3 separate regions of the Homo sapiens genome follow, and regions 1 and 3 are each linked to region 2. A link is an interaction called in ENCODE POLR2A ChIA-PET data of the cell type or tissue named here. Cell type or tissue: OCI-LY7. All regions are shown on one strand. Each heading gives the region's core, and the rest is flanking DNA. Links, peaks and the distances in the headings are about the cores only.

Region 1 (7,729 bases), core at 1,434-6,433, 290 kb after region 2:
GATTAAGAAGACAGTAGTCCCTGACAGCAGTCCCTGACTTTGAGAAGCTTACATTCCATAGAGAATGCACAGAGGTAAAGGACAACCCCATGCACAGGAGGTTCTACAATGTGAGCCTAGGATAGGGCCACCCACACACACTTGTATGCCTTTCTTGTTTTTCCTCCTCTGCTCAAAAAGTCTTCATTTAAGGCCCTGTGTTCATCATGATGGGAAAATCAGCTCAAGAAAACTTCAGGAGGATTCCTCCAGGTAAATTAAGTTACCCAAACAGACTAACATGCTAACAACTTTCAGATTTGGAATCTGCTCCTCTAGAGCCTACAGTTTGATGACTGTCATTTCATGTTGAAACAAGAACAAGAGGATTGCTTATGTTTGCTTCTCTCTGCAAGAATCTAGGTTGAAAACAAAATGAAAAGGAAATCTAATCTGAGGACACTTCTCAAGTAGAAGTCAGAGGAAAGAGCAATAAAGAAGAACTCAGAGGTCTTACCTGTTACCCTTAAATGTCTTCTTCCTGATCACAGTCCAAAGGACTCATGTTACTAATACCATTGTTCTGACAAAGCTAGCAAGGACAGTCTGCTGAGCAAGTATGCAGTCTTCTCTGTGATCTATTCTGTCTTCACAGGCAAGAGTGATTGCCCATGTTCCATCCCCCAACAAAGCATCAAAACCAACCACACAGACCTGGGTTCAAAGGCAGACTCTACCACTTACTGAGAGATCATCAGTGTCCTTATCTGGAGAATGGGAATCATCCCTAACAGGTGCAAAGACTCTAGCCTTGGGCATGATCAAATTCAAAGCCTTCTTGGGACACTCTCATAATCAGTCACTGCAGGCTTTCACCTGCACAACCATCTAGCTCAGCTCTTGTGCTAATATATCAGAGCCCTGGCCCCAACTGCCCAAGGGACTTGTAATTATTTTTGCAGCCGTAAGTCTGGCATCTAGTCCTGCAGATGGGTAGGGAGAACAGGTCCTATGACCTGGGAAGAGAGGGAGTTGAAAGCAACAGAGTATCCCAGCTGCAGTCACACAGGCTGGGGCTCAGATTACACTCCAGACAGGATGCAGAGCAAGAGTACAAGGAAATCCAGGCGAAAAGAAATGCTGCAAGTTGGAGGGAGGGAAGTGTCCAGGATGCCCCCAGAGACAGACTGAGTCCATAGTTAGATATCAACAAAGCAGCACCCAAAAAATGACTACAGAAAGAATTCCCTACTTCCCAAAAAACACTCAGAAAATCACATTGAGGGAAAAAAATCTGAACTATGTTGGACTGGCCTGAACTTTTGTATAGTTTAATATTGTTTTTAGTTTTAATACACAGAAGCCAGGTGAAGGTAGGGATTGGAAGACATCATATTCTTCTCCACGCTAGGTCCACTATGGTTCCTAATCCAGCCTGGCCTATTAAATACCAATGAGATTTAATGTATGTCTCTCTAGATTGAGGGTCAGAAACCCAAATGCCTACAGAAGTCAGGCAGATTAGATAAACGAGAAACTGTGCTAGGTGGGGGTGTAGGAGCTGGAACACAAATGCTCTATGGATGCAGGCAGTTGTTAATCAGTCAATTGCTGCCACAGAGAAGCATGGCCTGAGTTGCTGGATCAATTTACTTTTACATTCCCACATATTAATTCTAAAAATGATTTTTCCAACTGTCTTAGTCTATTTGAACTTCTATAATAAAATTCCATAAGAGGAGTGGTTAATAAACAACAGAAATTTATTTCCCCCAGTTCTTGAGGCTGTCAAGTCCAAGATCAAGGTACTGGCAGATTTGGTGTCTAGTGAGGGCCTGCTTCCTAGTTCATAAACTGCTTCCTTTTTGCTATAACCCTACAGGGAAGAAGGGGTGAGGGAGCTTTCTGGGGCCTCTTTCATAAGGGCGCTAATCCCATTCGCTACGGCTCTGTCCTCAAAACCTAATCACCTCCCCAAACCCCACCTTCTTATACTTCACATTGGTGATTAGGTTTTAACATATGAATTTGGGAGAACATAAACATTCAAATCATAACACCAACCTATTTTGGGGGTTTTTTGGGGGTTTTTTTTTTTTTTTTTTGAGACAGAGTCTCACTCTGTCACCCAGGTTGGAGTGCAGTGGTGCGATCTCAGCTCACTGTAGCCTCCACCTCCTGGGCTCAAGAAATTCTCCTGTGTCAGCCTCCCAAGTAGCTGGGATTGCAGCTGCCTACCACCAGGCCCTGCTAATTTTTGTATTTTTTTAACTAGAGATGGGGTTTCACCATGTTGGCCAGGCTGGTCTCCAACTCCTGACCTCAAGTGATCTGCTTGCCTCAGCCTCCCAAAGATAGCACCAACCTTTGTTCAATTTATAAAAGATGTTTGAAATTAAAGTCTGATTAATTTCTATTTTCATTATGGATTACTAATAATATCAGCTAACACTTCCATAAAACTTACATGGCAGGCAGCATTCTAAGTGCTTTATTCACGTTGACCCATTTAATCCTCACAACAGCCATTTGAGGCAAATCTATCATCATCCTCCTGTTGTAAATTAAGAAATTGGGAGTCTCTGAGCCTACTCTGGCTCAAGAGGCTGCCCAATAAGAAATAAGAAATTGTTTTTTAATATTTAAAAGAAAGTTAAAGAAAAAGAACAAACAAATTAAGAAATAGAAGCATAAAGTATCAAGCAAATTCTCCCAACTCACTCAGATAATTTGTGGCACAGCTGGAGCTACATGGACAACTAACCCTGGGTTCAAGATGAGTTTAACTTTGAGGCTTCCAGAAAAGACATGAGAGAGCCCTCCTGTAAATGGTGAATGGTTTTCTTTTACCAAAGTCTTTATAATAGCTCATTCCCCCAAAACCCTATAAATCAGAGAAGTCAACTCTGACCCCTTGTCTGTGTTAGTCAAAAAGTTTCATTGGAGCAGAACCATACCTACTCGTTTATGTGTCCTCTGAGGCTGGCTTTGGTGTATGGTCTCTACCATGAGTAGTCATAACAGAGACCATGTGGCTCCCAAAGCCCAATATGTTTATTATCTGGCCCTTTACAGAAATAGTTTGCAAACTGCTACTCTGAATTTAAAAAGATTTTTTAAAGTTCTTATACTTTATACTTAATTGTACTAGACTCAGATTAAGAAAAATATGTCCTTGAGGCCGGGCGTGGTGGCTCATTCCTGTAATCCCAGCACTTTGGAAGGGCGAGACAGGCGGATCACCTGAGGTCAGGAGTTTGAGATCAGCCTCACCAACATGGCAAAACCCCATCTCTACTAAAAATACAAAATTAGCCGTGTGTGGTGGCACACGCCTGTAATCACAGCCACTTGGGAGGCTGAGGCAGGAGAATCGCTTGAACCAGGGAGGTGGAGGTTGCAGTGAGCTGAGATCATGCCATTGCAGTCCAACCTGGGCAAAAGAGCGAGATTCCATCTCAAAAAAGTAAAGAAAAGAAAAAGATGTCCTTGAGGCCAGGTGTGGTGGCTCCCACCTGTAATCTCAGCACTTTAGGAGTCTGAGACAGGCGGATCACTTGAGGTCAGGAGTTTGAGACCGGCCTGGTGAACATGGCAAAACCCCATCTCTACTAAAAATACAAAAATTAGCTGGGTGTGGTGGCGGGCACCTGTAGTCTCAGCTACTTGGCAGGCTAAGGTGGAAGAATCACTTGAACCTGGAAGGCAGAGGTTGCAGTGGGCCGAGATTGAACCATTGCACTCCAGCCTGGGCAGCAGAGCGAGACTCCATCTCAAAAATAAGAAAAATATGTCTTTGAAACTTCAATTAAAAGTATCTCCTCCTAAAGTTGAATTCATAGAAGGAAGAAAGCTCTTAACTAGAAAGTTCCTTAAAAACACACAGATATGGCCAGGCGCGGTGGCTCACACCTGTAATCCCAACATTTTGGGAGGCTGAGGTGGGTGGATCACCTGAGGTCAAGAGTTCGAACCAGCCTGGCCAACATGAAGAAACACTGTATCTACTGAAAATACAAAAATTAGCTGGACGTGGTGGTGCGTGCCTGTAATCTCAGCTACTCGAGAGGCTGAGGCAGGAGAATCGCTTGAACCCAGGAGGCGGAGGTTGCAGTGAGCTGAGATCATACCATAGCACTCCAGCCTGGGCAACAGAGTGAGACTCTGTCTCAAAAAAAAAAAAAAAAAAAAACACAGATACATAAACTTTTATGGAAATTTTCAGTTTCTTCTATAAAAGCAGAAAAAGAAACAATTCAAACCACAATTCCATTTCTCCAATTATCAAAAATCTGCCAATCCTTTTTTTATCCAAAAAGACAACTTTTAGTGGTAAAAGCTGCTTTTTTGTGGCAACTGTTCTTGTTTCTATTTTATTTAAGGTTTTTTGAATAACTAGAACATACTAGAATTGTGTTTAAGAAGACTGAGAATACATCTTACATTTGTGACTAATGACCCTCTTAGACTGAAAATCAATGTTTAGGCAATAAGTGTAAATTTTACAGATTACAATAAAATAAAAACAAGTTAGTACACAGCTATAATTTGATGAAGTTAAGATGGTATTTTTAAACTGAAAGGTCAAGTTTCTTGTGGAAACAAATATGTGTTTCCAAGGATTGTCTCATTAGTAACTGGTGGAATCATTTATAAACAAATAAGACAAACAACCTTTCCAGGCCTCAATTCTTAAGATAAGATATAGAAAAAGGTCATTTTAAGACCCTAGGAAGTGTCACACCATCAGGACCTTTCTACAAATGAGTGTTTAAATATACTGATGATAAATACCTGAAGAAATTAAGTTGACCTTAAAGAAATTAAATTAAGTTGAATCATTGGATTTTGTCCTAAACTTTGCAGAATCAGAGATCATTTCGACTTTGCAGACTTCAAGCAGGGTATTTTTCTGCTCAACTGCAGTTGACATTTCTTGCATGGTAGGGGAAAAAATATCTAAACAAATGGAGGGATACACTGTGTTCATGGATTGGAAGTCACAATATGTTAAAATATCAGTTCTCCCTAAATTGATCTATAGATTCAATGCAATCACACTCAAAATTCCACCAGACATTTTTGCAGAAATTGACAAGCTGATTCTAAAGTATATAAGAAAAAGCAAAGGAAGTAGGATAGCCAAAACAATTTTGGAAAAGAATGTTAGCTGCCTCACACTACCTGATTTCAAGGTTTTGTTTGTTTTTTTTTTTTTTTTTTTTTTGAGACGGAGTCTTGCTCTGTCGCTCAGGCTGGAGTGCAGTGGCGCCATCTAGGCTCACTGCAAGCTCCGCCGCTCCCGGGTTCACGCCATTCTCCTGCCTCAGCCTCCTGAGTAGCTGGGACTACAGGCGCCCGCCACCACGCCCGGCTAATTTTTTGTGTGTTTTTAGTACAGACGGGGTTTCACCGTGTTAGCCAGGATGGTCTCGATCTCCTGACCTCTTGATCTGCCCGCCTCGGCCTGCCAAAGTGCTGGGATTACAAGCATGAGCCACTGCGCCCGGCCTTTTTTTTCTTTTTAATTTTTTTTAGAGACAGGATCTCGTTCTATCGCCCAGGCTGGAGTGAGTGGCATGATCGTAGCTCACTGCACCTGGGCTCCTGAGCTCAGGCGATCTTCCTGCCTCAGCCTCCTGTGTAGCTAGGACTACAGGCACACACAACCACACCTGGCTCTGATTTCAAGTCTTACTGTAAAGTTAACAATAATCAAGATATTAAAGAAGGCCAGGTGCGGTGGCTCACGCCTGTAATCCCAGAACTTTGGGAGGCTGAGGCAGGTAGATTACCTGAGGTCAGGAGTACAAGACCAGCCTAGCCAGCATGGTGAAACCCCGTCTCTACTAAAAAAAATACAAAAATTATTCGGGCATGGTGGTGTATGCCTGTAATCCCAGCTACTCAGGAGGCTGAGGCAGGAGAATTGCTTGAACCCGGGAGGTGGAGGTTGCAGTGAGCCAAGATCGTGCCATTGCACTCCAGCCTGGGTGGAAAGAGCGAAACTCCGTCTTAAAAAAAAAAAAAAAAAAAAAAGATAGTAAAGAATAACTGCTGCAAATCACTTGGGCTTAATCAGGTGGTAAAGATTTTTGTTTCCAGAGTAACTAAAATTTTAAAAACTAACAATATCAGCCAGGCGTGGTGGCTTACGCCTATAATCCCAGCACCTTGGGAGGCCGAGGCGGCGGGCAAATCACCTGGGGTCAGGAGTTCGAGACCAGCCTGGCCAACATGGTAAAACCCTGTGCATACTAAAAATACAAAAAGTAGCCGGGCATGGTGGCACATGCCTATAATCCCAGCTACTCAGGAGGCTGAGGCACTTAAACCCAGGAGGTTGCAGTGAGCCAAGATTGTGCCATTGCACTCCAGCCTGGGCGACAGAGCAAGACTCCGTCTCAAAAAATAAATAAATAAATAAATAAATAAATAAATAAATAAATATAAGAATACAAAAATTAGCCAGGCATGGTGGCACACACCTGTAATCCCAGCTACTCAGGAGGCTGAACCAGGAGAATCCCTTGAACCTGGGGGGCGGAGGCTGCAGTGAGCCAAGATCGCACCACTGCACTCCAGCCTGGGGGACAAAGAGAGACTCCGTCTCAAAAAAAAACTAACAATATCAAGTGTTGGTGAAGATGTGGAGCAGCCAGAGCAAAGTGGTGTGTAGTTAGAAAAATGAAATTAAGTCAAAGAAAAGACTTGGACAAGAGTGTTTATAGCAGATCTATTCGTAATAGATCCAAGTGTCCAGCAACGAGAGAGTGGATTAAAAAGTGTGATATGTTCATACGATGAGATAACAAACACTCAGCAATAAAAAGGAACAAACTACTGATACGCAGAACATTATGGATACATCTCAAAATCATCAGCTTGGTTGAAAGAACCCAGAAACAAAAGAGTATATTCTATATTATCCCATGTGTATAAAGTTTAGCAACAGGCATAACTAGTGACAGAAATCAGAACAATGGTTGCCTCTGCAAAAGGCAGGTATTGACCACCAAGGGACACGAAGGAACTGTCAAGGTGAGGGAAATGTTCTATACATATCTTGACTTGGGTGACAATCACATGAGTGTAATCATTTGTCCAAATTCGTTGACAAATTCACTTAAAATTGGTGCATTTTCCTGTATGTAAAATATATCTCATTTTTAAAACTTGTGTTTCCACATTGACCAGAAAGATCAACACATGATCTATCTCTTATTCATTGTGCTTTCATTTTTAGGACTAGTTGGCAGAAATCTAAGGCTTTAAACAGGTTGTCTATGATTCTAGTCAGAGCTACCAACCTCTTAACACAAGACGCTCCTTCTTTCATTCATTCTACAAACAGACCACAAAACAATCAAACACTGTTTCAATATATAATTTATACAATACATAATTTATGCACGAACATGGCACTCTTCTGGCTTTTTATATTCATTAGTTAATCTAAATTCTACTTTTTAAAAATATGCAGTACGGGCCGGGCGCTTTGGCTCACACTTGTCATCCCAGTACTTTGGGAGGCCGAGGCAGACGGATCACGAGGTCAGGAGATGGAGACCATCCTGGCTAACGTGGTGAAACCCTGTCTCTACTAAAAATACAAAAAATTAGCCGGGTGTGGTGGCGGGCGCCTGTAGTCCCAGCTACTCCGGAGGCTGAGGCAGGAGAATGGCGTGAACCCGGGAGGCGGAGCTTGCAGTGAGCAGAGATCGCGCCACTGCACTCCAGCCTGGGAGAC
Region 2 (7,729 bases), core at 1,298-6,297:
AGAGGGGGACAGGCTGCTGTAGAAGCTCAGGACTGCTCTGCTTTTGGCACCCAAAGGTGAGAGTGTTTTGCTGAAGGCAGCAGCTGTGAGGAGTGACAACTCCACCAAAGTCAAGGAAGCAGGTGTAGAACAGGCAGGTCATAGGTGGCAATCTGTGGTCCTAAAATACCCTGGAAAAGACCGGGAGCCCTTACAGGATTGAGAAACCAAGAGAAAATGTGGGGCAAAAAAATTCCTCAGGTTTCATTCACAGTCATCCCCACAGCCATCTTAAGTCATCAAGAAAGATTCGGAAAAGCTCCGAGAATCAGCAGATGGGGGCTAGTGCAAAATAATACTTTTTGTCTTAATTATTAGTAATCTCAATCCCTCACTCAATTCTTAGGTTGATGCCTGGGAGGTAATATTTACTACCTTGCATTTCCATAAATGGTGACCTTTTTTATATGGATGTTGGACACCAGGGAATGCTCTTAAGTTAACTGCATTTCATCAGATCCCCCTACTATTTAAATTGATCTTATTTCTATCATTTCACCTCAAGATTTATTGTTCTTATCTTACATTCTAAAGAACTGAGGGCTGTCTTTGAAGTGGATATGAAAAGTTTCACCTCAGTCTACCAATATATCATTGAAAGTTTAAAATAACAAATACAAGAACAAAAATACTCTCCACTTGTCCAAGCATCCCAGGAGGTCTCTGTATTGTTTAAATTACTTCTGAGTTTAAATTGCAATTGCTCTAGTAAATTAGCTAACATCTGCTGTCTGCCTGATGATGAAGACCACCCTACTAGAAACCAAATACACTCTTTGCTTGAGTCATTTATTTACTATCCAGGACAACACTGACTCACAGCAGTATAATATGAGCCACATTTTATTTTAAATGTTGTAATAGTAACCACATTTTAAAAAGTGGGAACAGATAAAATTAATTTAATAATACATATTTAGCTCAGTTTATCAAAAGTATAATTTCAATACATAATCAATATAAAAATTATTATTATTATTTTGAGATGGGATCTTGCTCTGGCACCCAGGCTGGAGTGCAGTGGAGCTCACTGTAACCTCAACCTCCTGGGCTCAAATGATCCTTCTGTCTCAGCCTCCTGAATAGCTGGGACCACAGGCACACATCACAATCCTGGCTAATTTTTTAATTCAACTTTTCTTTTCTTTTTTGAAATGGAATTTCACTCTTGTTGCCTAGGCTGGAGTGCAATAGCACAATCTCAGCTCACCGCAACCTCCACCCCCCGGGTTCAAGCAATTCTCCTGCCTCAGCCTCCTGAGTAGCTGGGATTACAGGCATGAGCCACCACTCCTGGCTAATTTTGTATTTTTAGTAGAGACGGGGTTTCTCCATGTTGATCAGGCTGGTCTCGAACTCCCAACCTCAGGTGATCCGCCCACCTTGGCCTCACAAAGTGCTGGGATTACAGGTGTGAGCCACCGTGCCTGGCCTTATTTAACTTTTTAATTTAATTTTTTATTAATTATTTTTTTATTTAATTATTTTATTTAGAAATTTTTATGTAGAGATGAGGTCTCACTATGTTGCCCAGACTGGTCTCTAACTCCTGACCTCAAGTGATCCTTCTGCCTCAACCTTCCAAAGTGCTGGGATCATAGGTATGAGCCACCACACTCAGCCAATACAAAAATTATTAATGAGATATTTTATATTCTTTTGTCTTCATACTAAGTCTTCAAAATTATGTGTGTATTATAATCTTATAGCACATCTCAATTTGGACCTGCTACTGAAGGAGATTAGCCACCCCAAAATATGCCACTTTGGCAAAACGATTATTTTGAGCTGAAAGCAATTATGAATTAACAGACGCTGGAAGGAGGTCTCTGCCCTCTCCTTATCTGCCTAAAATCAGAGCATAAACTTCCCTTGGTGCAGGTCCCCTCTCCAACCCTCCCCTGCCAGGAAAGGAAGAATGACTATTATCATTGGAGAGGAGGAGTCAACACTGAGATGAGTTTGCACAAACAGAACTTACTAAAATAACCTTTACCTTCCATTGGTTCTCTCATCATTTTGTAGTTACTTCCCTATGATTTACCATCCTTTGAAGCCCAAACTCTTTTCTCTTTGTTAAAATGGTATATAAGCCCTCAAGTCTAACTGCTTCTTTGAGTTTCACTTCTATTATGTGAACTCCCATGCACATAACTATTAATAAACATTGTGTGCCTTTTCTCTTATTAATCTGTCTTTTGTTAGTTTAATTTATTTAACTTAAGAAGATGGAGGAAAAGTTTTTCTTCCCCATCACTACATTTCAAGTGCTTAATAGCCACATAAAGCTAGTGGCTATATATTAGACAATGCAGGTCTAGGAGAATATGTAGCATAAATCATTTCTAATCTACACTTTATTTTTTTTTCTTATGCAAAACCTATTTTTGTCAGTACTTTTTCCATGGTTGCAGAAAATCAGCATAAACAGTGTTACATTTTAGCAGCTACCAGCAATTAGTAACGTAATGGAGTCTGTAATACTTTAGTTTTATATTCTTGAAGGTTTCAGAGCATGAGAAAAAGACCAGTCCTTTCCCAAATTTCTTCGTACTTTGGTCCTGAAAAAGCTATTACTAATAGTTCTGCAAAGTGAAAAAAAGTAAATCTCAATTTAAAAATTACACGTGGTTTTAAAAACAAATAAATACAAAACGAGACTATATCAAAAAGCCAGGCACGGTGGCTCAAACCTGTAATCCCAGCACTTTGGGAGGCTGAGGTGGGTGGATCATGAGGTCAGTTGTTCAAGACCAGCCTGGCCAACATGGTGAAACCCCATCTCTACTAAAGATACAAAAATTAGCTGGGTGTGGTCATAGGCACCTGTAATCCCAGCTACTCAGGAGGCTGAGGCAGAGAATTGCTTGAACGTGGGAGGCAGAGACTGCAGTGAGCCGGGTTGTGTCACTGCACTCCAGCCTGGGCGACAGAGCGACAGAGTGAGACTCCTTCTCAAAAAAAGAAAGACTAAATCAAAGTAAGAATTCACTTTGTACTTTGCTGGAATTTTCTATTCTGTAGTCAATGGTGGTTTCTAGTAGTGCAGGGTAGGGAAACTCCAGAGCCCAACTAAAATAACCACATGTTCTGAAGTTAATTAAAAGTATAAATTAGTGTTATAAATAGCAAGATGTCCCATTCAATGGTTTTAATTATTTTACTTCTTTGAAACAACAAATGGATTTGATTAAAGAATAATTTGATCTATTAAAATGTAATTAAAGGCATGTGTTTGAGCACTTCCATTATTTCTCCAAAAATATAAAGATGTGCCCTTTATCCCTTTGTATATATATTTTGGCTGCATTTAAAATTTACACAAGTGTTCAATACCTAAAATCTAAAAGTAGGATTAGATGTAAAATTCCCACATGATTGTTATTTTATTTTTCCCACCACCATATCAGACATGAAAGATGAATTGCGAATCTTCTTCCTACTTTTCTTTCATGCTCTGCTCTGCTCTGAATGAAGACTCATGCTGTAGCAGTTAAATGAAAATAAGATCTTTTTTCCTTTGGCTTATCGTTACTAACAAAGGATTTTTTTTGGGGGGGGGGTGGTAATAATTCCTGGTAAAGGAGAAGAAAAAAACTCATCATTAACAGGCCCAGCAGACTTTATGGTGATATCAATTAAATTTTTGATAAATGAATGACTCTCTGAGTAAATGAATGGATATGGCCATGACATAGGATGTAACAAATACTCAGGAACCTGGTATTAGAATCAATGCCCAGTTCTGAGAAGGCTCTGAGTGTCATCCATAGTCCTTATGCAGTCTTCCACGTGTGATTACTCCATGATGACTATTCTCTGGAAGCTTATATAAAAATAAATCTGCAGAAGGTTAGGGATGTTTGGGGCTGTTAGTACAATTCTTCAAAGGAGCTGAAGGTCTGATCAGATCTGTACAACTTTGCACATCTTGCATCCTGCCACTTCCCCAAATCTCTGCTGTTTAGTTCAGCTATTACTGCAACTATTCACTTAAAAAACGAACTGTCAAGAAAACAAGTTGTGGCTCTACTGAAGCCTAAAGCCAACCACACTGTGTTGCTTCTAGCCTTGTTTTGTGTTCTGATTCTATGCCAGGGGTTTAACTTACAGTTCACGGACTCCTACTTGGATCATGGCTTTGGGAAGTCTATGAACTTCCGGAAATAGCATGAGTCTTCTTTTTTTCTTTTTCATTTTTATACCAAGGGCTTTCAGTGGATTCTTGCAGAACCAAGAACCACTGCGCAAAGCACACGTGCACACTGGGAACTGAGAAGCAACACTGTCATAATCAGTCAACTGAGAAGAGCCCACTGATGCCTGACTGCCAAGGACCCTGCTAAGCTGCTTTGCGTCAAGAGAACAGACAATCCTGGCTTGGCACATTACATTTCAGCAATGGGGTGTCCTTTGGACTAGCGGCTTCCATTCAGTCCACACACAACTGTAAACCACACTGGGCTTTACGGATCAGAATTTTTAACTATAGAGAAAAGATCGTGCACGGGGGTAGTATATCAAATTGCTGTGCCCGGGTCTTCTACACCACACCTATACAGGGGTGGTGATTGAAGTTAAGAGCATCACTTTTTTTTTTCTTTTTTGAGACAGAATGTTCCTCTGTCGACCAGGCTGGAGTGCAACGGCGCGATGTCGGCTCACTGCAACATCTACCTCCCTAGTTCAAGCGATTTTTGTGCCTCAGCCTCCCGAGTAGCTGGGATTATAGGTACCTGCCACCATGGCTGGCTAATTTTTGTATTTTTAGTAGAGACAGAGTTTTGCCATGTCGGCCAGGCTGGTTTCGAACTCCTAACCTCCAGTGATCCGCCTGCTTCGGCCTCCCAAAGTGCTGGGATTACTGGTGTGAGCCACCGCACCTGGTCGAGAGCATCAGGTTTTGATACAATAAACAAAAGTAGAACTTGACCGTGAGGTAATTGCCATGTCATACCATGGAAATAGCTGCATGAGGGATGGCTGAGGATATTCATCTCTACAAATCATTTTCAAAGTTTATCTAGGTTATTGAACCAAAAAACCATGGGAAAAAAACAATGGTATGTATTCTTTCACACTTGATCTTAGAAGCCATGGTATGTATTCTTTTATTCCAAATACTTATCAAGCTCATCTAATAAGAGCAATTTATCTCCCTGAGAAACTTTGTGCTTCTGCCTTGGCCCATGTTAATGAGCCATGTTTGGCTCATGGTGGCTCATTCCCATAATTCCAGCCCACCTTAATGTACTAAAGGACAAAATCACACGATTTTCTCTTATATATGAGAATCAATTGTGAACTTTTGAAAAAGGTGTTTACAAAGCCAGTAATAGATAAAAAGTTTTTTAAGTTGCCAAAAATCAGCAGCAAATTTAACATTTCTTGGGTAAATATTAGAAGCATTTCCTTTAAGGTTGAGAATGAGCTAGGATGCCTCTTGTTTTTTTGTTCTGTCTTAAAAATTGTTTTGAGACAGTCCTGCTTCAGCCCCACAAAGTATTTTGGGATTACAGGCATGAGCCAGCATGCCCGGCCTCTATGAGGCCTTTTAAATTACCTTTTCTTCCATGTAATATTGGGAATTTTGATCAAGAGACATAAGTAAGCAAAAAGATCAGAAGAAAGAGAGTCAGGAGACTCAGCTGTCATTATTTACAGATGATATAAATATTCACAGAAAACTCACAAGAGAATTGGCAGAATCTGTTTAGAATTGTGAATAGAGTTCAGCAGAGTTCCAGAGGCCTTTCTGAGCTCTATTAACCTAGGAATTAACCTAACAAAAATGCCCAGCTTCTCTTGAAGAAATCTTTAAAATTCTACGAAAGCTGTATTTTTCCAACTTTAACGTACCTCCAGATAACCTGGGGATGTTTAAAAAGCAGATTCTGATTCGGTAGCTCGGGGGTGGGGCGGAGCCTGCGTTGACATTTCAAAGCCTGTCAGGTGATGCAGCAGGCCCTGTACAACACTTTGGGTTGATGGTCCTGATGCACTTAAAGAATACATGCAGACAGAAGGCATGCTCATGTGGGGACTCTTTACCATTGCAAAGACTCTCATTCTCTCCAAACTAGTCTATGATTTTTAATACCATTCTCACCAAAATCCCAGTAAAATTTGGGGGTCAGAGGTACTTACTTAATTTACATGAAAAAGGTCAACTTTCAGAAAAAAAAGTGGGGAAAATGGAGAATTTGGCTACCATATATTAAGACATGTAACAAAACCAGGGTAATTAAAAAACACCACCACCAATTTGATAATGCCCAGGAACAGACAATAAAACAATGGAACAGAATATAGAAACAACCCAGAAACAGACCACATGATATTGATTTATGAAAGAGATGGCATCAAAACTTTGTGGCTCATGCCTGTAACCCCAGCATTTTGAGAGGCCAAGGAGGGAGGATTGCTTGAGGCCAGAAGTTCGAGACAAGCCTGTGCAATATAGTGAGACCCCATCTCCATTATTAATAATAAAAAAAAAAACCTTGGTGAAACAAAAAATACATTGATAAATGGTATGCACAAAACTGGCTTACTAGATGGAGAGGATAAAAAATTCTCTCTCTGACACACACACACACACACACACACACACACACACACACACACACAGTCTAAGCTAAATACCTGAAGTTGTTTATGCTTCTGGTAGAGATTGGTCTTGGGCTTCTGATTCAGAGGCAGAAAGCAGAGGCGAAAGACACACTCTTTCTTTTTTTTTTTCCTTTTTTTTTTTGAGACAGAGTCTCGCTCCACTGGCAGGCTGGAGTGCAGTGGGGTGATCTTGGCTCACTGCAACCTCCACCTCCTGGATTCAAGCAATTCTCCTGCCTCAGCCTCCCGAGTAGCTGGGACTACAGATGCGTGCCACCACACCGGCTAATTTTTGTATTTTCAGTAGAGACGGGGTTTCACCCCATTGGCCAGGATGGTCTCGATCTCTTGACCTCGTGATCCACCCGCCTCGGCCTCCCAAAGTGCTGGGATTACAGGGGTGAGCCACCACACCCGGCCAAGACACACTCTTTCAAGCAAGCTTCCTGCATCAGCACATGGGATCCACTACTTAACTCCTTCAGTTAGTCACTCTTGGCCTTGCCATTCATGGAAATTCCTCTGAGATTCTCACAACAAGCCAGTTCTCATACATTGTCTCAGTATATGGTATTGTGAATTGAGTTTTATGATTTCTTTTTTTTGGTCTTCATTAGTATTTTATTGCAAACTTGGAAAAAGGCACGTGAGGAGCTGATAATCTTATCCAGGTTTAACTACACTCAACTTTTTGATTATTGAAGCCAATGCATTAAAGGTTTTCTCTAACTCTGTGTTGTTCACAAATTTTATTTTCATATCCTTGTTTTCATTCAAGTTCATAATGACTATTTGAATAGGTCAGAGTCATAGACAAAGCTCTCAGACAAATAATTAAGAGCTTTCCCACAAAGCTGGTATAGACCTACTGGTTGACCCTACGTGGGGATAAGGCACTTCCTGATTCTTTCCCTTTGTATCCCTCCTCTCTATAGCTTAGGCCACCTGACTTCTCTCTATGGGCGTGGTCTCCCCCATTTGTCTAGGGATAATACTCAGAATTTGAAGGTCTCCAGACCAAAAATCTAGAACTCAGCACAGGATTGTGATTCCTCCTTGTACAGTGCTGGCCCTTAGG
Region 3 (7,729 bases), core at 1,434-6,433, 150 kb before region 2:
AAAGTAGATAAATTAGACTACATCAAAATTTAACATTCCTACAGAATGGGATAAAATATTTGCAAATCACATATCTGATAAGGGGTTAATATCCAGAATATATAAAGAACTCCTACAACTCAATAACAACAATGAAACCCAGTTTTGTTGCATATGGCCAGCAAGCACATTAAAAAATGTTCAACAACGTAGTCATTAGGGGCATGCAAATCAAAGCCACAATGAGATACCACCACCCTATACCCATTAAGATGGCTACTCTCAAAAAAGAAAAAGAAAGTAAGTGTTGGTGAGGATGTAGAGAAACTGGAACCCTGGTACAGTTGGTGGGAATATAAAAGGGTTACAGCCACTATGGAAATTAGTATGGCAGTTCCTCAAATAATTAAAAATAGAATTATCATATGATCTACCAATTCCACTTACAGGTAAAGAATTGAAAGCAACGTGACAAAGAGATATTTGTACAGCCATGTTGAAAGTGGCATTACAGCCAAAAGATTGAAGCAATCCAAGTGTCTATCAGCAGATGAATGAATAACATATATACATACAACAAAATGTTATTCAGCCTTAAAAACAAATTCTGACAGAAGCTATAACACAAACGAACCTTGAGGACACTATAAGTCAGTCACAAAAAGACAAATACTGTTGGATGTAGTAACCCAAAGTTGAAAAAATTTAAAAAACAACATTTTTAAAAGACAAATACTGTATGGTTCTATTTATATGAGGCACCTAGGGTAGTCAAATTTTAGAGACAGAAAGTAGAATGGAAGCTTCCAGGAGCTAGAGAGAAGGAGTAATGCAGAGTTAACAGTTATAGAATTTCAACTTTGCACAATGAAAAAAGTTCTAGAGATTGGTTTGCACAATAATGTGAACATATTAAACACTAAAAAAAAAAAATAAGTCACATTGTACTATGCCAATATATTTTTTAAAGTATGTAAGATTAATATTTAAAATACATAAAATCAATTTGCTATTATATATAGCTTTAAAATTCTCACCTGATTTTTTTGTGTTAATTCATTAACTGAACTTTTCAGTTTTTGTAGTTCCTGTACATATACAGCAACTTCCTGGGGGCCTTTGGCAAGTTCACTCCTTAGCTGGCTTATTGTGGCCTAACAAAACAAAACAAAACAAAAATTAAAGCAAACTAAATTGTCTAAAAGATAAAAAAAATGAAAGTATATAAAGGTTTTAAGAAAACAAATTTTTTGTTGTTGGAATTTTCAATTTTGTTCTTTATCCTACCACCTATACTGCCACATTATGCTTTTTTCGGCTTACGACAAATTTTTACAATTTAACTAAGATGCATAACTTCATTTATTTAGTAATACATAAAATGAAAATCTGGCATCCTACTTTAAGTTTCTGAAGTATCAAATTGCAAACCTAAATTTACTGGTTCTTAAACTCTATACTTCAATCTTCCAGAATTTAAAGATAATATGCCAGTTATATCTACATTTCCTCCCAACTTCTATAGCATAAAATTATCCTTTTACTTTAAGACATGTATATACAAACATGCAACACAGAGCTTGATATTAGTGAATCATCTTTCTAAATTGTAAAGAAAATATCTTTGTCCAAAGAAGTTACCAAGCTGAAGTTATACACAGCTTCCTTAAGCTAGATCACTATATGGTCAGGTATAACCGTCAGGCATGAACTTGCTTTAGTGCATTTTAATTATTATTATTTTTTTTTATACAGGGTCTTGCTCTGTCACCCAGGCTTGAGTGAAGTGGTACGATCACAGCTCACTGTAGCTCTGAGCCTCCCCGCTTCAAGCAATCCTCCCACATCAGCCTCTCAAGTAGCTAGGGCTACAGGTGTGTGCCATCACGCCCAGCTAATTTTTTTATTTTCTGTTGAGACAGGGTCTTACTATGTTGCCTAGGCTGGTCCCCAACTCCTGGGCTCAAGCGACTCTCCCACTACGGCCTCCTGGGATTACAGCCATGAGCCACTGAGCCCAGCCCATTTTAATATTTTAAAAAATGTGAAAATCACTTTTTATTACTAAAGCAACAGTTTGATCATTTAAAAATAATATAAGACAAAGACAGGTAAGCAAAGATCTTGGAAATAATAAATTTCGAATACATAAAAGCTGAACCATTACAGAGAAAGACGAAGTATTTTTTTTTAAGTATGGTCTGCTGCAAATGACATTGACAAAATAACTTTCTATTATATTAATATTTCTAATATTGCTTATCGGCTTTACTTTCCACTTTATTTATAAAGTTACAATCATTTCCAGTGTCTATTTCTTTATTACTGAATAAACTTTATAATATGAATAAGATACAAGTTTTAAATTTTTTCTTAATACTTATACTTATTCATATCATATATTACAAATGAGTGCTTTCATCTTCAAGGGAGAAATCTCAGAAGGCTACTAACTTATCACGGCAACAATGCTATTATTTAAGAGATCATTGGCTGATCTTCTTTTGGAAACCCTTCCAGAGTGTGTGGAACTTATTTTTTTAAGGGATTCTCAGTGGTGGTGTATCCTCATCCATTTTATGGTGGCTTTGATTCTAAGTTTTGGAAACCAACAAGTTTATAGGCAAGGTAAGTGACTGAACTGAAAGATCAAACACTTGGGCTTATTTTATTTTAATAATTATTTTATTTAATAACCATTTTATTTTAATAACTTGGGCTTATTTTAAAAATCAGAAGGTAAGCGATTGGACTGAATGATCAAATTCTTGGGCTTATTTTAATAACCATAAATTAACAAAATTAGTTTTTTTAGTGTGTTCCAGATGGGCTAAAAGTCAATGAAAATAAGTTTCAAAAATGCTTTTAGGAATGGAATATGTCTGAGATATGTGCATGGCCTGACCTTTTTGGGAAAACATTCACTTAAAAGTACAAATTCTGATGCAATGAAAGGCAATCTGTAACATTACCATATTGTTACACCTTATACACAGTGCTTCAGTATCATATGTAACAGCTGATATGTTAATATATACATAATCTTATACAATTCAAAGAAGAAAATGTTGAAATATTCATGTATTTTCAACTACACTCAAGTTAAAGGCCTACCCTAAAACCATCTGTCTTAAACTGAACATGTAACCTTGAAATGGATTTAGCTACTGTGAGTTTATTTCAAATTACTATTTCTAATAATTTTGAATCCCAAAATTATTTTGTTAGTAGGGTAACAATTTGACTATTTTAACTCACTATGTTTTAATCATATAGCAAAAATGCCAATTTATTACAAAATAAAATATCACATTTAAATCCCTACTTGTAAATATCTTATCAAAAAAATTTGCACAGGTTCCTGGCACATAACGCACAGAAATAATAACAGTATATATTAAAATGCAAATTATGTGTATATCTCATTAAATATCATGATTTCATATTGAAGTTCATAAAATTTATTAAGCCAAGTGTAAGGTCTATCTTGCTGATAAATTCCAACATGTAGAAATAAGAATTTCTAGTAAGAATAAGAATAGAATTTTCCTTATTAAATAAGGAAAATGTAAAGCAAACACACTCCAAAATATCCTATTTTAGAGCTTTTTTGTATCCTATTTTATAGCTTTTAGATATGCTCTTACTGTATAAGGTTAACAACTAAAAAACTGGACATTAAGTGTATCATTTACACTTTGTACAACAAATTTGGATATTGTGAAAACTAAAATTTTTATATAGATAAATTCCAGCACTTGAAACTTTAAAATTTACTCAAGGGGACAATAAGGAAAGATTTGGGAAGACTTATACATCCAGAGGCCAACTTTAGTTATGAAGAAGAGGAGTGAGGAGAGTGAATTCTGGAAAGGCTTCCCCTTTTCTATTGCACATTATGAATCATTAATCTTTTACAATAATCACATATTATGTTTATATTTGGGGAAAAAATAAAGATTAAAGACAGACAATAATTACAAAAGACAAAAAGTAAATACAATCCCTCTTCAGATATCACTATGGGTGAAGTTCAAAGATCTCTATTCATACTGACCTTCTTCTCTAATAGGCCAAGATTGTATGTGCCTTGGACTTTAACCTTCTCCTGGGAATCCTAGCTCCCACTGCTTAACTCTGACTCTTGCTTATTTCATTCTTCTCACACATATCCTCCATGAGATCTTCCCCGACAACTCTAAAACTGTTCTAAAGTATTCCCACTTCCACTACCGCCCATATGCACTTTATTTTTCTTCCTCGCAGCCCTTATTATTACCTAGCTTTCTATCATGATTCAGTGTACTTGTACAGTCTGTTGTTTGATTTCCACAAAGGATTAAGCCTTATGGGAGCAAGCATTCTGTCTTATTCAGTATTTTAATCCCCACACCTAAAGTAGTCCCTGACACTTGGAAGACCCAAAAAGACTCACTAAAGGAATGAGTAATTATACCTCCAAAGAGATAATAGATATTTATTTCCAAGGAAACAATATATTAGATCCTATAAAAAGTTTGCACTTCCTTGGTTTTCTGAAATGTTATTGAATTCAATACTGAATTTTTACTAAAAAACTTTACAAAATAAGGAAAGATATTTCAAGCAAACATCCTGCTGGTGCATTAGAATTAAAATTATTGTTTTAATATGCTACAACTATAAGTAAATAATCATTTTAAAATGGTTGAAGCTATGCATGATTAGCAAAACAAAAATGAGCATGTCTTCAAAGCTCTAAGATTGCCTTAAAACATAAAATTGCCATATAACAATTGAAGGTGACACATTAAGGGTATTATTAATATTAAAAAGCCTCCCAAAATCACATTACCTCAAGTTTAAGCATCTCCATTAGAAAGCAGAAAAAGTAATAACAAAATGGTGGATGAAAGGTGGCAGACAAGACTGACAAAAGTACACACTGAGCACATAATTAAAATGACCAAACATGCCTACACATCTAGTCTCTTAAAGAAGCATACTTTAAAAGATATTTAAATACTTTCATAGCTATGCATGGGTATAATCATACTTATTCCATATCTACATGAACATTTTAGCACTTAAAACTGGGATTCAATGAGTTTATTTGGAAAAAAGTAAAATTCTTTAAAAATCATTTCCATTAAATACTACACCAAATATAAGTTGATTACAGCTTAGATATTTTCAATAATGTAGATTTGTATAAATATACTTTTTAACCTTTAAATCCTCAATTTCCAATCCATAAAACAGCCAATTATCTATAAAGAATTTTCAAATGCTTTAGAATGAGATATTTTCTATATGCCTTCAAAAATACCCAGGCAAAAAGAAGTCAATGAATTCATAAGGTATGCATTCAATGAAAATAATAAACACAAGGACATACATAGTTAATAATGTACACCAGATTATGTATCTTCAGCCCCAACTAGGTATACTAGTCAAATAAACATTTATTTGAGCTAAATGTTAAAACACATATTCCTAAAATTGCCATTAATTTTGTTTGAAATAAATGTTTACTTGAGATTTTAATTTTTTTTCTTTTTTTGAGACAGAGTCTCACTCTGCTGCCCAGGTTCGAAGTACAGTGACATGATCTTGGCTCACTGCAACCTCCACCTCCCGGGTTCAAGGGATTCTCCTGCCTCAGCCTCCCAAGTAGCTGGGATTACAGGCATGCGCCACCACACACCCGGCTAATTTTTTGTATTTTTAGTAGAGACAGGGTTTCACTGTGTTGGTCATGCTAGTCTTGTACTCCTGACCTCAGGTGATCCACCGCCTGGGCCTCCCAACGTGCTGGGATTACAGGTGTGAGCCACTGCACCTGGCCCTTAAAAATAAATTTTTAGCTTCTTTAATTCCTTTGTATGTGTTTTGTTTCTGATGCCAATATTTAGGTTTGGTAAAAACAGCAACATCCATAATAAAAATTGTTGTATTAAGTCCTATAATTCACTAACATACTTAATTGAAAATAACTAGAATTGAATTTTAATAAATTAATAAAACGTCATATATTCAGATTAAGGAAAAGCTAAAAAACAAATGCAGTTATAAACAAATAAATGAGATGAAGTAATTAGTAATTTTTTTCATATGGAAATGGTATGACACAACTCAAAAGTATTTTAAGCTATTACCCAATACAAATATTACAACACACAATATGGCAAAATTAGAAAAGTAATTAACAATAAGTTTTAGGACAAGATTAATAGCACAAATTTACTTAAAAGGCAATCATCAGACCACCTAAATTAGGAGACAACATAATAAAAAGGGAATGACACAGGCTTTGGACAAAACCTGAGTTCCAACCCTAGCTTTTATATTAGGTGTGACCTTGAACAATTTACTTAATCTCATTGCCTCTCAGATTCCTCACATGTAAAACATACTTAATAGTTAACTTACAGGGTTATAAGAAACAAATGCGACCACGTTTTAAGTGCCTAACATAGTATCCAAAACCTACTGGTGCTCAAAAGAGTAAGAGTTTGTTTCTAATAATAATATTATTCTGACTCTTAAGTTACCATTTCCTAAAGTTATTCAAAATATTTTAACATAGCCAAGGTCTCATTCATCACTACATATCTATTAATTAAATAGGTAATAAGTATTATTATTTTATTAAAAATATAATGAAATATTAAATCACCTATTCAGTTACTCAGCACAAATAAGTTCCTTTCTAAATTTATTTCCAAATACTTGAAAAGATAAATTTTTATGAAAATTTAAATGAAAACACGAAGAACTGATTTCTAAGCCATTTTCCTTCTTTCCTAGAAATACCTTTTCTAGAAAAAAAAAAAAAATCACCATTTCTTACAAAGCCCTGTTTGCAGGAGGAGACGATGGAGGGAGACACTAAATTCTTTCACCTCCCTATCTTTCATAACTCTAGTCATAGAATGGGTGTGGTGACTCACATCTTTAATACCAACACTTTGGGAAACTAAGGCAGAAGGATCTGCTTGAGGCCAGGAGGTCAAGACCAGCCTAAGCAACATAGCAAGACCCCATCTCTACCAAAAATAATTTGTTAAATAAAGAAAAACAAAAAAACTCTAATCATAGCTTTTTCATCTTAAATGACTTATTCTCCTTAGATATAAAGGTATTTTAATCTACAATAGAAATATAAATTCATAAAACACTAAAAATTCTTAAATAAGAATTTATTAGAGTAACTCTTAAATATTACTTAGAAATGAGTAATTCTTAAATTAGAGTAACTCCTAAATGTTACTTAGAAATGTCTTCCCATTAGCAAGTTATATTATATTCTCACCTTTTTTTTTTTTTTTTTTTTTTTTTTTTGAAACAGGGTCTGCCTCTATCGCCCAGGCTAGAGTGCAGTGGTGTGATCATGGCTCACTGCAGCCTCAACCTTTTGGGCTCAAGCAATCCTCTCACCTCAGCTTCCCACCTAGCTGGGAGTACAGGTACGTGCCAGCACGTCTGGCTAACTTTCTATAGAGACAGGATTTCACCATGTTGCCCAGGCTGGTTAAACTCCTGGACTGAAGCAATCTGCCTGCCTCAGCTGCCAAAGTCCTGGGATTATAGAGGTGAGCCACCATACTCAGCCTGTATTTTTTTTAAATGCAAGTAAACATGTAAATTTATTTTCCTTGTTAATGTTCTATTTGTTTAAAAAGTATATGCATAACTCCAAAACTTGCAGCTGGAATAAGTCAGAGAGGACTCAACTTTAAAATACATATTCCTAAAACTGACATTAATT

What was found. ChIA-PET counts read pairs that join two places held together with the same protein. Peaks named below come from ENCODE experiments on the same cell type or tissue, not always from the same donor. Only the 100,000 strongest peaks of a DNase experiment are listed, where the experiment ranks them.
Region 1: POLR2A ChIA-PET joins it to region 2 with 7 read pairs; 3 of 35 experiments call an interaction of 5 or more read pairs at or near these places.
Region 3: POLR2A ChIA-PET joins it to region 2 with 7 read pairs; 4 of 35 experiments call an interaction of 5 or more read pairs at or near these places.

Annotation. Positions count from the first base shown.
Region 1 is chr12:93,279,201-93,286,929 of GRCh38, forward strand. The region is part of intron 2 of LOC643339 (a long non-coding RNA gene); the gene reads right to left. Among named protein-coding and RNA genes, the nearest start is that of NUDT4, 95 kb to the right of the region's middle. In OCI-LY7, for the core only: CTCF peaks have their summits at 5,215 and 5,417; no DNase peak of the experiment used is centred there.
Region 2 is chr12:92,991,421-92,999,149 of GRCh38, forward strand. All of the region lies in intron 1 of LINC02413 (long intergenic non-protein coding RNA 2413), which reads left to right. Among named protein-coding and RNA genes, the nearest start is that of LINC02413, 4.5 kb to the left of the region's middle. In OCI-LY7, for the core only: no CTCF peak of the experiment used is centred there; a DNase peak (open chromatin) is centred at 4,331; H3K4me3 peaks cover 983 bases; H3K27ac peaks cover 1,629 bases.
Region 3 is chr12:92,841,449-92,849,177 of GRCh38, forward strand. EEA1 (early endosome antigen 1) reads right to left here. Exons shown (of 29, transcript NM_003566.4): 10 at 1,017-1,133. Among named protein-coding and RNA genes, the nearest start is that of EEA1, 84 kb to the right of the region's middle. In OCI-LY7, for the core only: no CTCF peak of the experiment used is centred there; no DNase peak of the experiment used is centred there.